3 separate regions of the Homo sapiens genome follow, and all the other regions are linked to region 1. The links are chromatin contacts, found by Hi-C in ENCODE. All regions are on one chromosome and are shown on one strand. Each heading gives the region's core, a stretch centred on a gene start or an enhancer-like site at or near the end of the contact. The rest is flanking DNA. Distances are from core to core; before and after follow the strand shown.

Region 1 (3,110 bases), core at 611-3,110:
AATTAGAATTGGTTTAAAATGCCAGTTTGGACCGTGAACAGGCTAGCCAAGAACAGTATTGGGAGGTCCATGTAATATAGAAGAGAGTTGATATTTGGCCCAACTTCCTGATACTTTAAAAACAGAGAAGTAAAACAAAATATGAGATATCTTTGGCCAGCAAGTCCCTTCTTGCCTGTTTGGTCTGTGTTAAAATGTAAATGTTTGTGTTTCCTTACCTATTGTTTATAGCTTTTCATTCCAGTTGTTTCTTTTTTCTGTTTGAAGTTAGATATTTTTACATTCTCTCCATATTGCCCATCAGTGACAAAACCTGTATCAAATTAGCACGCATGTTAGTTTTGAATTAAAAAGAAACTTTTTAAACCTGGCTTAAGTATGCTTGTTAACAATTGGACGATATACAGTATTAATGAATTGCCCTGGATTTACTAGTTCCCCTTTACCCACCCGCCTCCACCAAAAAAAAACCCTCAGAGATCAATACAAGGCCAAGTGAATGATATGTAGGTGCCCAAATATGGTTGATTCTGCTGCATTTAAAAAAAAAGAGGAGTGGGAGTTAAACTTCTAATTTTTTTCTTCTTAAGTTCCAACATCAACAGCCTTTTCTTATTTAGCCTCCATGATAATTTTATTCTATGTTTGTTTCGACTTGGCGAAGGTCTCCTGAATTTGCCAAATTACCAATGAGGATAGTATTGGAAAGATGAGAGAGGCACAGGCTTGGAGCACTGTGAGGGGAACAGCAGTAGGAGGCAGATAATTCAGAATACATTCCTGTAGTTATAAAAGAAGATTTATTTATTTTCACCTTTTTACAGATCCAGACCCAACAATGAGTTATTCAGTTTGAAACCCACGTAGTGGAGGCAGTCTCTGTATACCTGCTGAATGTTGAGTTACAATAGAGAAGCCTGGGTTACCACAGGGAGAGGAGGATGAGGAAGTAAAAATATGTGTTCAAAGAGGGCATTTCAACACTGTGAGCTAACTTTACAACGGGAAGTGAAAATCATGAAAAAAAGGGGAAAATTTGTTGTGAGAGACTAAAAAGAGCAAAATAAAGCAAGCCCATTTTTCGGGAATAGAAAAAAAAAAAAAACAGTAGCAATAACCAAATAACTGATCAGGGAGATTTATTTCCGTGATATCTTTTTAAAACAAAAAGGGAATTGTCGTATCACTGCTCTTAATTAAATGGCAACAAACACACTTATAATGGGAACTAAATAGCTAATTAGAGGGTGCTTGGGGAATAAATAGCAGAGTTTTAAAATCTCCTATATGGAAAACATGTCCAACAATTGGAATGAAAGGATTAAAAAGAGAGAAAAGGCCCAGACCTTGTTTGGCAGTGCAAGTTGGATAAAATAGAGGAAAATGCCTCCCTGCTTCTATGAGACTAGATTATCCTGGTGTAGTCTTGGGGTTGGAAGTATGTTCATCTCTCATAGTGAGTTAGTTCGTGTTCTGTGCCACAAGGACTGAAGCAGTTCTAATGAATAAAAACAATAGATAGTCATCTGGAGGCCACAGGGAAAGGGTGATGGCTAAGCAGATCATGAAAATGGGAATCTTGAGAAACATGACTTCGATATCATACAAGTGAGTCTATGGCAGCCTTTTTTACATATAGAAAAAGAGGCCTGAAAATATATACTACAAAAAATTATGTAGCAGTTATTAAGGTAAAAATTGGGAAGTAGGAGGCAGAGGAAGGAGTGATAACACTAGATTAAGGAATGCTTTACTGTTACCAATTCAAAAACAGCAACCAAAAATGATGATGTAATTGGAATGAGTAATATAAATGTCACTACTGACTTTACCGTAAAGAATGTCAGAAATGATCAGAATAAATACAGCTTGGGGCATTTCGATTTGAAGTTGTATGACTGCTTTGAAAAATAGAAACAAAGGAAATACAGCCAATAGTAAATGTCTAGACCAAGAAAATAGTTTCTAGAAGGCCTAAATGATAGCCAAGAAATTGATGCTATTGTACAAAGTATCTTTAGGTCATGCTTTTCAGAGTATTTTACTTTGGAATTCATTTTCTTAATTACCTGAGTATAAAAACATTTATCTACCAGTTTTCTCCAATAGCCCTGATAAGACTTCATACTTACTCAGTTACATTAAATAAATTCCTGGTCAAGATCAGCTGGGCTAGCAGAAAACCTCAGGCATCTGTGAGGACATGAGTTTACACACGCTGAGACTCACAGATACAAAAATGCAACCCAATTCCACCCCTGAATTGAGGGGAGTGCATAGAAGTGAATGTCCCGTCTTTCTGAGGTCTGTTGATTTTGTAATTAGTAAACGAAGGGTGCATTTCTGATTTTTTTTTCTTGTGTGCTAGAATTCATTGCTAGTAAAACTCAAGATAATAGCGATGAGTAGGAGGTATCAAAGATGAACTGTAGAGGGACAGTTTAAGTTACTTAAGAATCGTCAGCAAGATGAAATCTACTTTTAGCAGAAATTGGGTTTTTTTGTGTTTTTTTGTTTTGTTTTATTTTCTAAAAGTAAAGTCTGCACCTTGTTCAGCCTGTTAGTGGAGGTCTGAGCAAGTAAAAGATGGGTTGGATTATAAACTTACAAACACAGGATGTTCTGTTTCTCAAACGGGAGAAATTAAGAAGAGATGCTTGTATTCAGGAGACGGCATAGCTACTCAAAATCCTTGATATCTTGCTATGGTTAGTCTTGTTCCAACTGTGCTATGTGACCTACTATGGCTTTATGAGGTAAATTTAGTATATGTGTCACTATTTGAAAATTTACATATAGTTATACATAATGTATTAGGTTGGTGCAAATGTAACTGCAGTTTTTGGAGTTAAAAATTGCAAACACTGCAATTACTTTTGCACCAACCTAAAATATAATAAAAAAGTGTCTTCTCTTTATAACTTTTCTGTTGTTTTGCTTAAGTTATCATTGCTATTCCTCTGCAACCTAAAAAGAAATCATTGAATATACATTTAATTTTAGAATAATCACTACACAAATGCCCTAAAAGTGTATGTATAACATCCCTGATGTCTGCATTTGTCCTTTGACTGGTGTTTAGGTGGTGGCCCTAGGGGATGTTCCAGATG
Region 2 (3,195 bases), core at 567-3,066, 270 kb after region 1:
TCATATGGTCACTCTACATAGAACTTTTTGAGGACTTGCCAAATTGTTTTCCAAAGTGGCTGCGCCATTTTACATGCCCATCAGCAATATATTGTGAACCCTGAAAATTTGAGACAGGTCTCAATTAATTTAGAAAGTTTATTTTGCCAAGGTTGAGGGCATGCCCATGACAGGCCTCAGGAAGTCCTGAGGACATGTACCCAAGGTGATCAAGGCACAGCTTGGTTTTATACATGTTAGGGAGACATGAGACATCAATGAATGTATGTAAGCAGTACATTGGTTTGGTCTGGAGAGGCAGGACAACTTGAAGCAAAGGCAGGAAGACTACTGCAAAGGCAGGAGGCAGGAGGGAGCTTCCAGGTCACAGATAGGTGATAGACAAACGGTTACACTCTTTGGGTTTCTGATTAGTCTTTATAAAGGAGGCAAATCTGTCTCGGTGAAATGCATCTGTCTCAGTGAGCAGAGGGGTGACTTTGAATGGAATGGGAGGCTGGTTGGCTCTAAGCAACTTCCAGCTTTAGTTTTCCTTAGTGATTTTGGGGGCCCAAGATTTCCCTTTCACAGTATGACGGTTCCAATTTCTTCACATCCTCATATCATATTCTATTTTATGAGTTATCTCTAGATGGGTATTATTATTCCTCTTGGGTTTAGCTCCCTGAGGACACAAACTGTCCTAAGACTATGATAATAGTAATCATAGAACCGTGCACATGGCAAGTTCTGAATAAATCTCAGCTGTTGGATATACTTTTTGTTATAATTACTAACACTTCCTAACTAGAGAGTAAGCCTACTCTAAGAAAAAATATAACTGTAATTTCACAACCTCCAAAGAACCCAGTGCATAAACAGCTACCATTTATTAAGCACTGACTGAATTCTTAGTAATATGTCTTCATTTTTTTCAGATGAGGAAACTAAGATTCAGCTTATTTGTACAAGTAGTTAAAAAGCAAAGCTGAAATTCAGACCCAAGTTCTCACTGTATCATACTGTCCAAAAAAGAATTCTATTTTTCAGGAAGAGACATGTCTGCTCACTTGAGGTCCTCTTATTTTTCCGCTATTCCCCAAAGGAAAGGGGTGATCTCTTAATTCTTTCGTTATGTCCTATTGTACATAGCATATAATGGTAATTCAGAAAAATTACTTCTAATTACATAAATTTTCACAATGGTATAGTGACTAATACGCTGAAATAGAAAAGTAAGGCATTGTTATCATGGTCTAGTTCAGTCTTTATTGCGACTATATCTGATAATATACGGTAAGCATCTAACCACTTGCCAGGGGCCACAGAGCCACAGGGAGACTATGTCTCGCTTAAATTCCCAAAAGTGGGCCCCTGTGCTTCAAAACGTCCCCGCATGGGAACCACAAAAACGTTGCCTCCCCAGTTATCACCCCAAGGGCCCAAGAGCCGAGGACTCTGCCCGGCGTCCTTCAGCTGGCACCAGCTGTCAGAAAAGCGGAACTGGGGACGAGGACTTTGCCCCTAACCAACATGGCCGCCCTGAGGCTTCGGGCTTCGGGCGGCAGAAGGAAGGTCACGTGAAGAGAATTCCGTTCCTTTATTGGCCCCGTCTCCTGGAAGGGCGGGGTACAATAACCCAACCGGCGCCGGCCTTAAAGGGGCCACCGTTGGATCTGCCGGTGGCCGGCCCTAGGGGCTGGGGGGGCGGTCGCCGCGCCGGGCTTCTGCCCCTCCCGCGCGGAACGGTGACGGGCGGGGCTGGCGCTGGGAGGCCGTGTCGCTGGGAGACTGCTGACAGCCCGCCGCCTGCCGCCGCGCGATTCCGAGGGGGTTAACGGCGGAGCCGCCGGCCGGGCGCGGACCGGAGCGCGTGAGGCTCCGGCGCGCAAGCCCGGAGCAGCCCGCTGGGGCGCACAGGGTCGCGCGGGCGCGGGGATGGAGGACGGCGTGGCCGGTCCCCAGCTCGGGGCCGCGGCGGAGGCGGCGGAGGCGGCCGAGGCGCGAGCGCGGCCCGGGGTGACGCTGCGGCCCTTCGCGCCCCTCTCGGGGGCGGCCGAGGCGGACGAGGGCGGCGGCGACTGGAGCTTCATTGACTGCGAGATGGAGGAGGTGGACCTGCAGGACCTGCCCAGCGCCACCATCGCCTGTCACCTGGACCCGCGCGTGTTCGTGGACGGCCTGTGCCGGGTGAGGACCGCGCCGGGCGGGCCGTCGGGGCGGAGGGCGGACACTTGTTGCCCGAGGAGGCGGCGCGGGTCGCAGCGCCCAGTCCCGGCCGCGCGCGGGGCGGGGAGGCAGCGACGTCCCCCGGGCTGCTCGGCCGCGGACCCGTCAGGGCTGGGGCGTGGGGACGGCGCCCCGAGGGTCCCGGTCCCCTAGCACCCCCGGGGCGCGCGGAGCTCACTGCAGAGTCCCACAGGCTCGCCCCGGCCCCCGTGTGCGCCCAGGCTGGTGCGACTAGGGGGGTGAATTCGCTCCCCAAGGTGGGGCAGCGCCGCCGCCCCCTGCGCTCTCGCCATCGCCCCGCATTTACTCGCTGGAGGAGGGGGTCACCTCATTCCTAGGGAGGAGGAAACAGACATTGAGCGGCGACGTGACTCAGTGTTCATAAATAGGACGACGTCCCTGCATTCCCAATCTGCACTATTGGAAGAAAAGCCAATGTTTGGGTGAGGATCCGTGGTTGCTCATTAGCCAGCGGCTGGCCAGTTTTGGTGGAATTGTGTTGGGGGGAAGGGGACCATCTTTCAGACCTTTAGGATATTTAGTCAAGAACCTTGCCCCCTTGTGTGAAGGTGTGGCTTGCCGCCATCGGGGACACCCAGTACATGGGGAGTCGACTCCTTCCCCCGCCTCCCCCCACCCCCGCAAAATCCACACAATTTAGACACTTTGGAGGGTGAGGGGCAGGTATGAGTAATCAATAATGGTGGTGGGGAGGAAGAATTTATTTCAAATCTGCAGTTATTGTGCAGAATAAAATGTGGACAACGTGGGCGTCACAGAATGAAACCGGTCTTTGAGAGATGCCCCATTAGGAGAGCAGCTGTCAAAAAAAGCAGTGCTTTCAGCGCTTGGCTGTGGGTCCACAAATGCTGTCAATGAACTATAGTTGAAGGCTGCTGCCAATACAACACCACTGTGAAACAGAATGGTGTATGTAAGTGTCATTTATTTATAATTTATATGTTCACTTACTTTCTGAAAGGAATT
Region 3 (3,124 bases), core at 338-2,837, 340 kb after region 1:
AAAAACACGCTCTTTTTCCATATCTAAAATGGAATTGAATGCTTCTTGTAAAATGTACATCTCAGGGAAAAACCCATTGCTATTCTAAACCTGCTTCCTCCTATTCTTCAGTTCCTGGTACGGTGGATGTTGTTTGCGTCTTCTGACTTCTACCCTCTGAGTTGGAGACTCATAATTATTGTTAGTATGTGAGCATGCAGTGTCTGTCTTTAAACTGCTAAGACGGTGTTGCTTTTAAGCGACAGCGATTGTTTTCTTGTTCATGTTTGTGCTGTCTTCTTTGCGTCAGCTCCTAAAATAGAGGGGAGTTGTGTACCTGTTAACAACGTGTTAACAGCATTGTTGGGGTTTTTCAGACAATTTAATTGTACAAGTAAATTATTTTAAGTTAGAGCCTATTCGTTTGAAACAAAGAAAATAGTTTTTACATTTCTAAAAAAAAAAAAAAACTAATAAGTAACTGCCAACAAATGCTAGACTATATACCTGTAAAGTCAGCATTTTAATGTCATTTTCTTCTAGAGCCAGAGTTTAGTAAGTTCTTGGCCTGCTGGGAAGAAATGTAAGGAAGAGAGTGTTGTTAGGTGGGGATTTTTTAACACAAAAATATAAACTTGCCTGACGTGATTTCTCGCCATTTTCTAAGTCACTGAAATGTTTGTTATCTATTTTATTTCAGTAAATCACTTTCTTTTAGCATCCTTCAGATGGTCAAACAGCATGTTGTATCTCTGAGAAATCTCATCTTATTAAAGATTGACTGATGTCCTTCAACATTTCTATGAGCGTTTTTCAACCCACAGAGATCCAGTTAAGATACAGACAAATATCAGGATCTTCTTAGGACCTGTTTGAAATGACATGTTTCAAAGCAGCTCTGTATTAAAAGAGGTCATTCTTTTCTGTTGAACAAGAAATTAAGTGAATGCATTTGGTGTGCTGGGGCTATTCTTCGAATGTTAGAGCAACCTGTTTCATTTTAGGGCCTGGGGTCATTATTCTCCATGGGTGGCACCGCTATCCTCCCAGTGGCATTTGAAAATCCTTGCGAGACTTTGTGGTTGCAGCAAGGACTGGGGGAAAGCTGCTGGCATTTGTAGGGAGAGGGGACTGACCAGCAGGGAGGCTAAACAGTCTAGAGTGCAAGGGGCAGGGCCATGCAAGGAGAAGCTGTTTCCTCCACAATGTCGTTAGTGTAACTGCTGAGAAACAGCGGGAGAAGTCACAGGCTCAGGGAACACAAAGGATCTTTGTGCCTGGCCTGGCCAGCCCCCCACTTCTTCAAGGAAGCATACTGGGGGTCACATCTATTTTCTCAGTGTTTCCCTTTCACCCATGCCCCACATTGCAGCATTTTTCATCAGAAACCACAGGAGCCCAAAATACACTTCCTCATTTCTGAGATGCCTTTCTTAGTCAGGGCTGAAATTAGTTTTCAGTGGACACCCACACTCAGGCACTGTACTAGCAAAGCCTTTTGTTAGAAACTGTCACACTGGTGTTCAGATTGTCCTCTGCCCGAGTTTTGGAAGGGTGGGTGACAAGGGCCAGCAAATAGTCAACACTGCCCGTTGTGCAATGCTGTGATCTCCCTCTGAGAGCAAGAAGCAAACTTGAGGTGACACTGAAACAAGGGGCGGGGGCACTGAGCCTGCTTTCGTAGCTTTGCTTTGCTTTTGCCTCTTGGTTTACTTTCTATGGGGAACATATCCCACTAAGAAGGCTGGTCCAGCCCGCACCATGATGGCAGGCATGGGACTCGGGAGACGTGGTCCCAGAGGCTCTCGCTCCACTGATGGTGAGGAGTAAATGACACAGTAGGCTTTGCAGAAGTGAAGTCAGAAATCAGAGGGCTCCATCTTTCAACCACTCCCTGGCCTTCAAGGATAGATCTTGGAGTTCACGTCATACAGTCTTTAAAAGGCTCTCCTGCCCACAAGGTGCCCTCACTACCCCTCTTCCACGTGCGTCCCTCGCACTGCTGTTTGCTGAGACTTACAGCCCCGTCCCATGTGTGACTTTTACTCCAACCCGAGGCGGGTGCTTCCTGACAGCAGGGCTGGGTCTCCTTTACTTTCTATCTTGGGGACCAGCAGTCTCCTCTGACAAGGAAGAGATTCAGCAAAGGCTCGTTGAGACCAGCCTGGGTGACACAGTGAGACCCTGTCTCAAACAAACAAACAAAAACCAGCAGAGTTTCTGATTCAGTAAATATATATTAGTTTTCTATTGCTGTGTGACAAATTACTACAAATCTAGTGGCTTACAATGCCCATTTCTTAGTTGACAGGTCTGTAGGTCAGAAATCACCATGTGCACAACAGGGTTCTCTGCTCAAGGTTAACAAGGCTGGAACCGGTTCTCTCCTGGGCTGCGTTCCTGTCTGGAGACTCTTGCGGAGAATCTGCTTCTAAGCACATTCAGATCCCCGTGGCCACTCTAGCTCCTTGAGGCCACTCTCAGTCCTTGCCACATGGCCCCCTCCATCTTCAGAATCAGCAACAGAGAATGTCTCTCCCATCCTTTCTCCGACTTCAGAAAGAACCCGGTCCCTTTTAAGTGTTCACCCCACATAATCTCCCAGGGTAATATAACCTAACTGTGGAAACAGAATCCATCACAGAGTCCCGGGATCATGCAAAGCTTGTCCACCAGGGGGCCATTTGAGAATTCAGCCTACCACAATAGGTAGGGCAAGAATTCTGGCAAGTTGCCAAGTAAGGCAGCTACTGCTGCTGTGGCAGCCACAGTCTGAAAAGCACCTACCTATGCACATTCTACAACAACCTTTGACTTAGATTGTTCCCAAATTGCAAATGAGGAAACTGAAGTTCATAGGATTCAGTCTAGAGATAATATTCATAGCACATAGTAACTGGTACCTCGTGGGCACTGACCACTCCGAATGGCTAGCAGGCAACTGACTCTGGCTGTCAGTGCCACTGTGGTCATCTTGGCCAGCACCACCAGTTGACTGAGGACCCCCAGCAAGTAAGGACTGCAGCCAGGGTTCCTGCCCAGGCCCATCTGACACCCAAGCCTGAGCTTTGGCCACTTCACATGCTAGGATTAAAAAGAAAATGTCATCCCTCGAAGCCTAAGTCAGGAGAAGAAGAAATAAAAG

Evidence for each region. Hi-C counts contacts between places; a loop is a spot of excess contacts on that map. Pooled maps may share reads with other maps.
Region 2: a map of gastrocnemius medialis shows a loop between it and region 1 (3-fold over the local background). The contact joins the promoter of RCAN1 here to the enhancer-like site in region 1. A Hi-C loop is called at or near these places in 2 of 168 maps with a recorded cell type or tissue (endothelial cell of umbilical vein and gastrocnemius medialis) and 11 of 50 pooled maps.
Region 3: a pooled map shows a loop between it and region 1 (3-fold over the local background). The contact joins two enhancer-like sites. A Hi-C loop is called at or near these places in 2 of 37 single-sample maps with no recorded cell type and 3 of 50 pooled maps.

The regions. Positions count from the first base shown.
Region 1 is chr21:34,880,686-34,883,795 of GRCh38, reverse strand. It overlaps RUNX1 (RUNX family transcription factor 1), which reads left to right. Exons shown (of 9, transcript NM_001754.5): 5 at 3,083-3,110. It overlaps RUNX1-AS1 (RUNX1 antisense RNA 1), which reads right to left. Exons shown (of 2, transcript NR_186614.1): 2 at 1-313. Among named protein-coding and RNA genes, the nearest start is that of RUNX1-AS1, 46 kb to the right of the region's middle. RefSeq lists a silencer at 824-873. Within about 2 kb of position 1,860, at least 8 of the 41 ENCODE cell types and tissues checked have a DNase peak (open chromatin) inside an H3K27ac peak, as active enhancers do; they include endothelial cell of umbilical vein, where a contact is called at or near this core.
Region 2 is chr21:34,613,734-34,616,928 of GRCh38, reverse strand. It overlaps RCAN1 (regulator of calcineurin 1), which reads left to right and starts at 1,816. Exons shown (of 4, transcript NM_004414.7): 1 at 1,816-2,169. The coding sequence starts at 1,918. RefSeq lists silencers at 1,582-2,011, 2,202-2,301.
Region 3 is chr21:34,543,699-34,546,822 of GRCh38, reverse strand. The region is part of intron 1 of RCAN1 (regulator of calcineurin 1); the gene reads left to right. Among named protein-coding and RNA genes, the nearest start is that of KCNE1, 33 kb to the right of the region's middle. RefSeq lists a silencer at 2,637-2,786 and an enhancer at 1-3,124. Within about 2 kb of position 1,587, at least 24 of the 41 ENCODE cell types and tissues checked have a DNase peak (open chromatin) inside an H3K27ac peak, as active enhancers do.